3 separate regions of the Homo sapiens genome follow, and regions 1 and 2 are each linked to region 3. A link is a contact called in ENCODE Hi-C or POLR2A ChIA-PET data. All regions are on one chromosome and are shown on one strand. The core of a region is the stretch at or near the end of the contact, and the rest is flanking DNA. Distances in the headings are between cores, read along the strand shown.

Evidence for each region. A loop is a pair of places that touch in the nucleus more often than their neighbours do. ChIA-PET counts read pairs that join two places held with the same protein, here RNA polymerase II (POLR2A). Pooled maps may share reads with other maps.
Region 1: a pooled map shows a loop between it and region 3 (1.8-fold over the local background). The contact joins two enhancer-like sites. A Hi-C loop is called at or near these places in 2 of 168 maps with a recorded cell type or tissue (PC-3 and heart left ventricle) and 4 of 50 pooled maps. POLR2A ChIA-PET finds 5 or more read pairs at or near these places in 2 of 52 experiments (BJ and H1).
Region 2: a loop to region 3 is called in a pooled map, with 2.3 times the contacts of the local background. The contact joins two enhancer-like sites. A Hi-C loop is called at or near these places in 2 of 168 maps with a recorded cell type or tissue (Right ventricle myocardium inferior and heart right ventricle) and 4 of 50 pooled maps. POLR2A ChIA-PET finds 5 or more read pairs at or near these places in 1 of 52 experiments (BJ).

Annotation. Positions count from the first base shown.
Region 1 is chr10:51,404,248-51,408,710 of GRCh38, forward strand. All of the region lies in intron 2 of PRKG1 (protein kinase cGMP-dependent 1), which reads left to right. Among named protein-coding and RNA genes, the nearest start is that of MIR605, 110 kb to the left of the region's middle. Within about 2 kb of position 1,504, at least 5 of the 41 ENCODE cell types and tissues checked have a DNase peak (open chromatin) inside an H3K27ac peak, as active enhancers do.
Region 2 is chr10:51,420,832-51,425,158 of GRCh38, forward strand. The region is part of intron 2 of PRKG1 (protein kinase cGMP-dependent 1); the gene reads left to right. Among named protein-coding and RNA genes, the nearest start is that of MIR605, 120 kb to the left of the region's middle. Within about 2 kb of position 1,645, at least 9 of the 41 ENCODE cell types and tissues checked have a DNase peak (open chromatin) inside an H3K27ac peak, as active enhancers do.
Region 3 is chr10:51,243,482-51,247,659 of GRCh38, forward strand. All of the region lies in intron 2 of PRKG1 (protein kinase cGMP-dependent 1), which reads left to right. Among named protein-coding and RNA genes, the nearest start is that of MIR605, 54 kb to the right of the region's middle. Within about 2 kb of position 1,535, at least 2 of the 41 ENCODE cell types and tissues checked have a DNase peak (open chromatin) inside an H3K27ac peak, as active enhancers do.

The DNA.
Region 1 (4,463 bases), core at 254-2,753, 160 kb after region 3:
TATGAAAATCTTCCTTAACTTAGTATTTCAACAAATGCGAATACTTTGTGTCATGGTTTCTACATGCATATTCATAAACTTTGTAGATTGATAATAGATTATGATGAAACAATAACTGGGACATGAATCCACAGGTTATATGTTACAGAGGCCAAAATGTTTTTACTGCCAGTGTCAGAAAACAAACCCAGCTGGACTGAGCCAATTTGTCAAATCTAATTTGGGCCTGAAGTGGAAATATCAACTACCTAAGTGTAATATGATGGACAAAGGTTGATCTGTGAATGCAAAAGTCAATATGGTAATAGCATGATATTTTGCTTTGGAATCAAACATACTTGCTTGGGTGGAAATCCTTGTTTTCAACACCTATGTGTCCTGAGAGCTTGGCCAAGTAATTTCCCTGAGTGAATTCTGTCTGCTAATAAGATCATGCCAATTAAATGTACTTGGAATGTTGTAGAGGCTCTCCTTTCAACATCAAAACACGCATAAGAATCATGGAGGATGAGGGACTTATTAATGTCAAATGCACATTTTTGGCCATGGAGAGCAGAAATCTCTCCTGCCCTTTCATTCTCTCACCTCTACATCTATGCAACTTAAGCAGTGCTTTAGGAAATAAATGGTGAGCAAGGGGCCATCCTTAATGTTGGAGAAAATGGTGAACACAGGACTTTCTTACTCTTCTTGTTTCTTTTTAAGACGTGATTAAGGAAAAAAAATCACAAAGTTCTCACTTCTGCAGTATGAGTAAACATTTTGATTTTGATTATGAAGCCTTCCTAAAAGGTGAAAAAGATGGTAATGAGTCTTATATATGTTTTGGGAAATTATAATATTCTATAAATTTGCCTTCATTAAGTGGAGGGCAGTTGGATAATGTTTATTTTTGTGCCACTCATCCATCATTCTAAATAGTGGTGGCACATTTCTGACAATTTACTGTACAGATGCTCCTTGACTTATGATGGGATTACATCCTGATAAACCAATCATAAAATAAAGTCAAGTCAAGCCATCCTAAACTGGGGACTGGCTGTACTTTAGATCCTAGAGAAGGTGACAGTGGAATTACATGAGGCCTTTTCTTCCTTTAACCCTTAGAGGAGTTACTTCTGTTTGAAAGAAGTCTTCACATCTGCATTTTCAAACAATGCCAGACAAATACCACTAGTCAAATAAAAGAGATAGCCACTGCTAAAATTCATCAATAGAAGGATCTCCACACCGTGAATGTAGTTTCTTCTTTTATACGTACAGGCGATTTCAAATAAGTAAACCATGTACTCTTCAGAACTGGATTAAAACCATATCGGAAATTTGACCCTTAGACATTTACGTCTGGCACATATATGCAGGAAATGAAGCCTTTGGCAAACTTTTACTAGGATCCAAATATTTGGCTCTTGTAGACAGCAGTTTCCTGTGCTTGTGTCTCATCCTGCTTTTCTGGTCCTGTGTTTTGGCATGAGGCAACCTTGCTCCCATAAAAGGTATCCGAAATATGTGGAGACTTCCCTGTTCCTGCACACAGAGAATGGATGTGGAAACCACGTGGGGTTCATCTCATAAAGCATCTGCATAAGCCGTAGGGAGATACGGCAAGTTCCACAGAGAACTCAGTGTACTGGAAAGAAAGCTACACAATGGGACCTGAAAAGACTAAATAGTTCTCTCATCTGGCAACAGAGCTGTCATGAAGACAGGGTAGCAAGCAGTGTTTTGCAATTTACCATGCTGTTTGTTCCTTTCTCTGTTTAAGGCCCGTGGAGTGCCCTGTTGATCAGGATTCTACCTCTCTGCCTTCCTCTCTCTGCAGCGATCCTCTGTCTCTACTTCTCCAGTTAGGCCCTCTGGAATTGTCTTAATGATGTTAACTACCCTGGTGGATAAGCACAGCAGCCCGCAGCCACTCCAGCCCCACTGCCTGCTGCTGCAGAACTCAACCAATGAAATCAATTTGTTGTCGACAGCTGTTCCTCTCCCTGCTCATTCAAGAGCTTATACATCATTCCTCCCCTCTTTCTTTGGGAAGTAAAGCCTGGCTCAGGTGCAGAGGAAATGAGTAGATCCGCTAAGATTTCAAACTCTTTTTTTCTTCATGGCATACCGTCTTCCTCATTGCTGTACTATCATTTTACTAGCAGATGAAACCCAGGCGAGATGAAGCCAGAGTAGAACTGATTAATCTTGGCCCACTGGAGATAGATAGTTTTCACTGGGGGCCTGCTGCAAATGGAATCCACTTAGGAAAAACCAGTTTGATTGTCTTGAAGACCCAGATTCTCTATATGGAAAAAGAAGATGCTTTGAAAGGAAACTATTATGTTAACTACTAGGCTTCTTGGCAAGAAAATAAGCATTATGTTTGTTTTTTTTTTTTTTTTTATGAGACCCTTCTGTTTTTATATATTTCTATGGCTGTAGTTCATTTCAGCATGTGCAACAATAGGTGAATTCTCTGCTTATACTTATTGAATAAAATGTGCCAAGAAATAAATGCACTGGATATGTTCAGATGGGTTATTTCATGTAACCCTGTATTAGTCAGAGTTCTCTAGAGGGAAAGAACTAATAGGAAATATGTATATGTATAAAGGGGAGTTTATTAAGTATTAACTCACACGATCAGAAGGTCCCACAATCAGCCGTCTGCAAGCTGACGAGCAAGGAGGACCAGTCCGAGTTCCAAAACTGAAAAACTTGGAGTTCGACGTTTGAGGGCAGGAAGCATCCAGCGTGGGAGAAACATGTAGGCTGGGAGGCTAGGCCAGTCTAGTCTTTTCATGTTTTTCTGCCTGCTTTATATTCGCTGGCAGCTGATTAAATGATGCCCACCGGGATTAAGTGTGGGCCTCCCTTGCCCAGCCCATTGACTCAAAGGTTAATCTCCTTTGGCAACACCCTCACAAACATACCCAGGATCAATACTTTGCATCCTTCAATCCAATCAAGTTGTCACTCAGTATTAACCATCACAAGTCCACCCCTTGTCAATTTGAACCCATGCACATCCCCTGAGATCATGCATAATCTTCAAATAGAGACAATAATGTCATAATTACACTTATCATAAAACAACTATCTTTTGTACAACTGGAAACACACCAATCCCCAACCCAAATGCTATTACATAAAGTTAACAATACTTAAATGATGATATGAAGTCAATAAATATTATGTCACATAAAGGAGAAAAGAAATAAAATGAAGATATTTTCTTGGTACAATTATATACATGCACCGACATGTTTTTAACAAAAGGAGGAAATACTCATGACAATTACAGTCCTTATTTCTGCAACTCATCACGTGGTTGTGGATGGTATTGAGGGTTACCTTCTTCTACTACCCATTCTGTATTGCCTTTGCCTTCAGCAAGCACCTCAACAGGTTGTGTTTTTATTTTTCCTGGTTGAGTGACCTAAACCTTCATTCCTGAAGGGTCTGGGTCATTTGCAGTCCTGCCTGGATTGAACTGTTGTAGTTTCCCATTGACCTTAATCACAGGGCATGGTAACACTAAGAGACACCCTAATGGATCTCTTGTATTCCATGCATACTCTTCCTTACCTCCATTGTGGAGTAGTAGACTGATTTCATCTTGATAGTCTGGGTCAGTCACCCCAGCCAACATTGTAACTCCCTTCTTAGCCTGGTGACTTAAAGGTAGGAGGAGCCTGGCGGCAATCTTAACTTTCAGTTCAATGGAATCATTATGTCTCCTGGTGGCAGCTTTCTTCCCTCTAGAAAGAACTAAGACCTCTAGGCCAGCATAATGTCATTTCATGGGAACAGGAAGCAAAAATTTTGCTAGTGGTTCACTAGGGGTGATGGTAAGTGGTGCCACTTCCACTTCCACCCCTTGATTCCTGGACCTGTGAATCCCGGCTATGGGAGAAACAGTACCATATATTGGATGCTGATTCAGAGTATACAAGGCCTTCTGGAGAACTTTGTCCCAGCCCTGCAAAGTATTGTTACCTAGTTGGTATTGTAATTGTGACTACCAAAGGCCATTCCACCATTCTATCAATCCAGCTCCTTCAGGATGATGGGGAACATGGTAAGACCAGTGAATTCCATGAGCATGAGCCCACTGCCACACTTCTTTAGCCGTAAAGTGAGTGCCTTGGTTAGAGGCAATGCTGTATGGAATACCACAGTGGTGGATAAGGCATTCCATGAGTCCATGGATGGTAGTCTTGGCAGAAGCATTGCATGTAGGACAGGCAAACCCATGCCTGGAGTAAGTATTCCAGTGAGGCCAAACCTCTGCCCTTTCCTTGATGGAAGAGGTTCAATATAATCAACCTGCCACCAGGTGGCTGGCTGATCACCCCAAGGGATGGTGCCATATCGAGTGCTCAGTGTTGGTCTCTGCTGCTGGCAAATTGGGCACTCAGCAGTGGCCATAGCCAGGTCAGCCTTAGTGAGTGGAAGTCCGTGTTGATGAATCC
Region 2 (4,327 bases), core at 395-2,894, 180 kb after region 3:
TCCAATCATGGTAGAAGCTGAAGCAGGAGCGGGCACTTCACATGGTAAAAGTAGGAGTAAGAGAGGGAGTGGGGAGGTGTCACACACTTTTAAATGACCAGATCTGGTAAGAACTCACTATCACATAGACAGCATCAAGCCTTGAGGGATCTTCCCCCATGATCCAGACACCTCCCACCAGGCCCCACCTCCAGCATTGGGGATTACAATTCAACATGAGATTTGGGCAGGGGCAAATATCCAAACTATATCACAAGTCTTTGTTGAAGAAACAGTATTTCCACCTGGCTGCCATGTGCTGCAGCTATGGCACTCTGTGCCTTTTATTTCTTGTTTGTTTGTTTGTTTGTTTGTTTTAGAAACAGGGTCTTGTTCTGTCACCCAGGTTGGAGGGCAGTGGCATGATTATAGCTCCTGGCAGCTTTGAACTCCTGGCCTCAAGCAATTTTCCCACCTCAGCCTCCCAAGTATTTAATACTATGAGGCACATGTCACCATGCCTAGCTAATTTTTTAAAAATTGTTTTTTGTAGAGATGTTATCTTGCTATGTTGGCCAGGCTGGTCTCAAACACCTGGCCTCAAGTGATCCTCCTGCCTTGGCCTCCTAGAGTGCTGGGATTACAAGAGTGAGGCACTGTGCCTGGCCCCGATACCTTTTAGATAGGTCATAATCTCTCCAGGTCAACCCTGCCTGGAGAGACACTTTCCCCAGTTCCTCGTTTTTCTTCATGGCAACTTTTCAGGCTCTCAGAGCCCTGGTAAGTAGATGAACTGAACTCGCCTTTTTGTTATCTATCCTCCATGTCTGTCTCCTGCACACTTGCTTTGGTGCCCTCTCCAGAGCATCATGTCATAATGTCTCCTCTTGGATGAATGATTTGTAATGTATTCTTCCTTTAAGTTCTTGACTCACACAGGGCAAAGATACTGAATTGTTAGTTTGAGTTATGTTGCCCACTCATTCTAAGATCCCTATTGAAACACTGATATGGAAAAATACTTGTGTAGGAGTCAGGAGCTAGCCTGTTTCTGCTACTTACTGCTATATTGATACTGAACAAGTCACTTAACCTCTCTGAATCTTAGTTTTCCACATTTGTAAAATCATACAATTTGGAGATTGGACCAAATGTCTTTTGAAGATGCGAAGACAGCATCAGCCACCATTACTCATTCACTTCACAAGCTCTATTTATAGAGTGTTTGCTTACTCTGTGCCAGGCACCCTTGAGTGGAGAAGAGATAATGAAAAGGCAAGTTCAGTTCATCTACTTACCAGGGCTCTGAGAGCTTTAAAAGTTGTCATGAAGGAAAGTGAGGAACTGGATCTCCACACATCTCTATTTGCCCAAACAACCTGAGTTGTGCTTGATGTTCAGGCATGATTATTAACCACAATAGTTTCACTCCAAAGTGTTCTGGTTTGGTTAAGAGATCCAAACTCTGTAGTTAGGAAAGGATGGCACTGTGAGGTTTCTGTAAGAAAGGGGACTCCATAGGATGCCACAGCTAGGTGAGTCCTAGACGTTTAGCATGATGGGTAGTACAGAGGGGAGAAAAGCTGTGCCTGCATTGATTATTCACGTGTTTTCATGGGCCAGTTGCCGGCCCCATCCCCTCTGCTTTGCAACATCTCAGAGAAGTCCTGCTAAGCATGTCCCAACTCCAGGCAGCTCCTCCACACAGGGCAGAGTGAATTTGGCCAGACTTGGGGGACTCTTCACATACTTTGTCAGCTCCAACTTCAGCAGCCCTAACAGCACAAGTTCTAGTGATTGTTTTCTGTTTCTAGTCCTTTGTTTCTGTCCTTTTTCATCTTGAATCTTGTATGTTTCCAGGCCTCTGTCTAAGATTCTGCTGCTGAAATTCTCCTGCCTTTCCTTTTTAAGTTTCTTTTTTGTTTTTTAAATCCCTGGTGACCCAGCACTTCACGGGCCACACTCATGCCTGCTGCTGCCATCTAGTGGAGGTACCACAATGTCATGATTGCCTTTATCTGATCAAAACTGGGCTAGGTTATAATTTACTTAAAGGAATTATTCAGACACTGCTTCTGGTTTGAGGGAGGGCGATTGAAGAGTGAAGATGTTTTTACAAAGTATACAGCACTTGATCTCCATTGAAATAGGTTTTTTTTTTTTTTCTGAAAATGGATTATAGAAGCTAACCCTAAAAACACCAATGTACCGGTTCCTTACTTATAGAAGCCAAATAATAGTGGTTTGAAGAGTGAATAACCCAAGGATCTGAAAGAAGAAAGAATAACCATTCACACCCTGTTCAAGCAGAGTTATATTTCTCTATTCAAATCAAGTGTGTGACATCTTGCTTCTTTCCACATGAAGAAGAGATTTTCCAAAATGACACCAGGTTGATCAGCATACTCGATATGTCTGACTTCCTAGCCTGACCTGCAGTAGTTACGCAATCTCTTTCTCTTAATAATGACTTCGAAATTTCACATTGAGAATATAAATTCCATTCTTGCACTTGCAATTGCGTATTTAAAACAACAACCTACCATCTTTCTAATAATGTTGAAGAAGAGATATTTGCTTTCTTCATATCTCTTTGTCTTCCTTGTTCCTCCTTTTTCCAAAAATAGGCATCTATCCTGTCTCCTTTTCCCTATTTCTGGTTCATTCTGATGATTTTTTTTCTCCAGATTTCTTCCTACAAAACCTTCTGTTCACCATAAAGACTCTCAGTGGTTCTCATCTACTTAAGTATTTCAAAGGGATTGAATTTATTTTTCAATTTTTGAGAAAATTTGTTCCTTGTAATGATCTCAATATATTGGTATTCCTCAATATGAATAACAATTGCCAATTAATAATATAAACAAAGCAATATCTATATTATGATGGCTATAGCATTATTATTCCAACCTCCTGAGGGTTTATCTGGAAGGCTAAGATGAATATTTTTAGGACATAGTTCGCAGAGGTCACTGGAATATTTCATCTTCTGTGATTATTTTTTATTTAAAATATGTTGGCCAAAAGCAGATTTTAGAAATAAATGAATAGTAGTTTTACTTAGGGTAAAAATAGGGCATAAATTGAACTATGATCATCATATTAAATTATACTACCATATTATGTTTGCTACATTTGGAGCTGTGTCATGTTTAATATTCCTATGCTGCAATTGTCCTGAGACCATGCTTTCCAAAAATAATACAAAGACTCTTCTGTGCCTTTTGGACTATTATGGTACCTAAATTGAAATATCAAATTGCAGATATTTGAGACTCTGGCATTTTATTGTTGGAAAATACCTAAGATAAAACATACTCTGCTCCCTCTTAATTTTAACATAAAAGAATCTGAAGCCCAGAAAGCAAACTGTTATCCAGGGGTCACATAGCTATCTTTAAACCAGAGTTGAGTCCAGTTCTCTTTGGACCATTCTAGAGTATCATTCATTTTATTTATATATACATGGATATCTATATTAATGTTATATTTTTTCCACATATATTTCATAAATTTTATCTTATGAATTACAGATCTTTCAAATATGATACCTTTCCAATATTTTCTAAAGCAGTAATTTGAAAGAAAAATTCTTTCAAGAACTTTTTAGATTTTTTTTAAAAAAGGAAAGGCAACTATGGCGTTATAATCTTAATAGGTACCTGTGTTAAAATGATTTGAACTGTTGCCTAAAATTAACTGTCTTCTTGCAAGACTGCTTTGGAGGGTAGCGTTGATTATATCCATGTGATCATGTTTACAACATATTCCTATATAGGTACTTCTTGTCATCTTCCATGAAACATTTAAATAAGAATAACTGTGGAACAGTTACATGACCCCTACTAAGATTTGTTGTTATTAATAGGTGATGAAAGACCCCCATGTTTCTCTAAATTGATCTATCTTAGTGTTTATATTTCAAGGGTGCTTTAAGATGACACCATATTGCTTTTTTTCCTGATGCATTAGACTAGCCACAGTAGCAAATAGATCCTTCTGGTGAAGTCAAGAATTAATTCCCTCTTTTAATACCCCAGAAAGATTATTTTCCCTGCTATTTTGTTCTCTAACAGTTCAATTCTGTATTACCATAAGGAATGCGGATATACATTTTTAAAATTATTTTCCTGATTGATTCTTTAATATTCTACTTACACTTTAAATCTTCTGAACAGAATACAGCCCTCCCTCCTTCCTTTCCTCCCATCTTTCCTTTCTCCCTTCCTTCTTCATATACCATTTGTCCTGGCCCCTGCTACGTATCAGGTATTTTGTTAGATGCTGTATTTCTTGAGATTTTGAAAAGATTACCTCATAGATTTGATTTTGTTTAACTCTGAGAACT
Region 3 (4,178 bases), core at 285-2,784:
TGCAGGTGCCTACCTAGTTCCCCATGTTCTTCCTCCTCCCTGGACTCATCGTCTGTACAGAGACCTAAAGAAATTGTTTTCCCTTTTCTGGACATCAGCCATTTTTCTGTGTTGATTTGTTGCTTCTGAAGACCTTCATTAGATAGATCTTTCCTGATGTAATCCATCATGGCATGGGCAGTTTCATTCCCCATAGTGCTGGTGAGCATTTGGCAAGGTCTCTTTTCATATACCTGTGAACAAGGACTATGGGCCTGATGCCAAGACTTAAATGCACCTGGAAATGCTAATTAATTGGTAGATATCAGTAGATATACTCCTAGAGAAGCAGGGCTGGAAACGGAACAATTACATTTGCAGGAGAGTATTACTTGACTTCTTATATTGCCTTCTGCCATTTTCCTGGTTAATTTCTAAAGACTCTTCTTACTGCTTTGGTAAATAAATTATTCTTAGACCAATGATGCTCAGAGTGTGCAGTAATTATCCCTAACAAATGTAACAAACGAGTTTTGAATTTTGTTCTATTGTGTTGATGTTGTCATGTTTTGTTTCTTTTGCAAGCAATAGAATCTTTCTTGGCCCAATGTTCAAATAACCTTTTTCTTATTTGAGCACATATAAACACACAATCAATAAAATTTCCCAAGAAGGAACAACATAAATATTTTAAAAATATATCATAGATACTTTACATAAAATGTAATACCTATGGGACTATTTAAAACTTATTAGTTATTTGATTAGATTTTCATTTATTTATGTGGCAAATTGAAATTAAGGAAACTAAGCATTTGAATTGAGTGTAGGAATATTCCCTTTCTTCCTTTTTTTTTTTTTTTTTACCATTTATATTGTCAAGGTGAATCCAAGATAATGATTTGTTGCAGGTAGCCTGAAATCTCAATATCATTTCTGAGGTCACCCTCATGTCTAGGGGGATATGTAGAGTAGATCATATTTATTTATAGAACATTCAGTGGTTCTTTCTCACACACACACACTCTGCCTCCTCCTCCCAATTCCCCCTGCTGTGGAGTCTCTATTGCAAAGAATCCAAAGGCCCCGTTTTAATTGCTCTTTACCTCTAAATGCCTTAAGGGATCCCTAGAGGGATGAAACACAGTAAGGTTTTTGTTTTCTTTCCTAACTTTTAAACTTATGTATTTTCAAATTACTGGAAAAAAAGACTACATTTTAGCATGTTTGTAATGAAAACCTTCTTAACATAAAAAATTATCCTACTATCCTTTTAAAAGAGATTGATACCTTGTCATAATTTTTCCGTTTTATAGCTGTTTTATAGTCACTTACTGGAAAAAAATGTCTGTGAGCTCCTCAGCTGCTTGAGGTTACCTTATCATTTTTTTTTTTTCTACAACCGAGATTGTATCTTTTTAACTGCAAACTTCACAGTGGAAGCGTTTTCCTTTGTGAATACTGGGACTACATTCCTGAGCCTTTGGATATACCAATGCAGACTGCTGCCTTTCCTTCTCTAGAAAGTCAGCCAAGCATAACACCAAGAGTTGATTAGAATTTTACTGCCCCTGATTCACAGACCTTCGCTTTTCCTCTTCTCCCTAGCTTCCCTTTGCTTAGCAACAGGAATGTGGCAAGCACTGTACTGCCAACAGATTTCTCTTTTGCTCTCCTATTGAAAAGAACTTAAGGATATAAGACAGCCCATAAGACATCACACATTTTACTAAATTAGATTTTTTTTACTCTGAATATGAGAGGCTTCCTCTGGCCACAAGATTTTCACAATATTTCTAGTTGAAACTGACTTAATCATATAACAACATCTGGGTCCCTGTTATCTAGTGAAATTAGCAGAATGTCAGCAGCCAGCAAAGTGCCAATGCATCTTTCAACTACAACTCTGCCCCCTTTCCCCCAAACCCTGGCACTATTTTTATAAATTTAAGTAATCTAGGTCAGGAATTAAGGCCTTCCTTGCAGTAGTTAAAAGTAATTTAGAGATGTGCACACTATCTTCCTTACTCTGTTAATACTGAAGATGTTGTAAATTCAGTGTGTCAATTCAATACTTCTCTTCTTTGAGCAAGGTGTTGTGTTAGACACCAGGCATGTAGCAAGATGAATGAGATGCAGTCTCTGCCTTTGAGGAGTGGAACAGACATGTATATAATTTATTGATATAATCTTAAGCAGAATATATATATTAGGTTGCCAATATTTGACCTAAAAGTGTAACAACCTCATATGATACAACCTAGTAAAAAGTGTTCTCATTGTGCTAAGAGAACACTGAGACTGAAGACCTTAACTGTAACTGTTGGAATTTGAGAAGGCTTCATGGGAAGCATATCATTTTAGTAAGGCTTCATAATATGGGTGGAACTGGATTCCCCTTAAACCAACCTCCTTCTGTACTAGAGAGTAGGAAGCTTGATCAAAGAAATGAAGAGCAAAAGCTAGGAGTTATACTTAGATAATAGCAAACAATCCAGAATGGCTTGAGCAAATAATTCATAGGTGGGGCAAGGGAGGACAAATATGGCTGAGACAGTACATTGGTATCAGACTCCATTGTATTATTAGGCTATAGAGAAGCCTCAAAGGTTTTGAGGAAGGGAGCAGCAAATTCATAGCTATGCACCTACCATTCCACTGTCCTTGAGATTTGCACTTGCTGCTCCGCAAGATGGACTGACTTTCTCTGACCCAGAAAGTTAATAGACAAATTTGACATTATCTTATAACAGCCATTTTGAAACAAATATCAACATTTATAAACGAGTCCAAAGTGAGGTGGAAAAGGAACTAATAAAAAGTTGTTTTGATAGAAACTGAAGCTGAAAAGAAATGGGAGCAGAGGTTGCAAACCCACATGCCCACAGGATCCAGACAGCATAGATAGAGAGATAGCACTCCACAAACTCTGGCCCAAATCCAGCCCACCTCCTGTTTTTGTAAATGAAGTTTTATTGGAACACAGGCCTATTTTTTTTCACATATTGTCTGTGACTACTTCCATGCTGCACTGCAATAGCAGAGTTTAGTATAGACACTGACAGTATGGCCAGGTAAGCCCAAAATGTTTACTTTCCAGCCCTTTGCAGAATGTTTCTAACCCCTGGCATTAAACAGCAACAGAAAAAAAAGAAAAAAAAAAAACAATGAGGTGATTTATCTATCATTTTTCAACTTTTCTGACAGATGTTGGTACAGGAAAATATTTCCAACAATGAAACAGTAGTAGAAAGAAACATGATGATAAATGTCAACTGGCAGAACCTTGGCCTCAGACTCAGGCATGAATAGGAGAATTGGGGACTGTGGCGAATTGGAGAGCTCTTGTTCACTGCTATTCAGCCCCTTATTGATACCCTGTGACCAAATCTTCCCAGTTTTCAGAAGAACATGTACCTTGGGAAAGGTATGTTATATCTTCCAGTTCTTAAACACTGGCAGCTAACAAAATGAAACATTTTTAAAACTTGGGGACCCAAAAGCAACATTTCTGTGGTCTGGATTTGTTTCATGACCATGCATTTGTGGATTCTGGATTTGGGACCAAGACATAATTCGAAAAGAGAAGGGAAAAGGTATGAGAAGGTAAATTGTACAAGAAGATGAATGGAGTAATAAATGTATGGTTCTCACGTGGCTGGTAAGACTGTGAAAGAGACAAGAATAGTAGTCAAGAAGATGAAAAAACCCCTGCTTCTTCCTATAGGTCAACTTTGTGTGTTAGAGCTCAATTAGTTTTTGGTGCACTGGGAAAATGATTCAAGTATACTGACAGTTTTTATTATTATGTTTATTGAGCCAATTTTCCCTCCATACTCATCATTTGTTACTCAAAAATGCAAGAGAAGAAAGGAATTAATTGTGCATCTGAAACTTAGATATCTATTTAAATCAGAAAATAAAGGAGATTAAAGAATTACATGAGCAAAACACATTTCTTGGTCCTTTTCATATGCATATGAGGAGAAGGAAATATTCAAGGAAAAAATTCAGAGTAAACATTACTTTCCATGAGATATTAAGTTTAAGTAAATATCCAGCAAAATTTACACCCTTAACAATTAAATATATAAAACAAAAATTGTTTGCCTTTTCAGCTAATTACCCTGAGGACAGGACGTTGTTTAACTTGTTTATTCCCAAATCCTCAGGGGCCAGCATAGTGCATCCCCATAGAA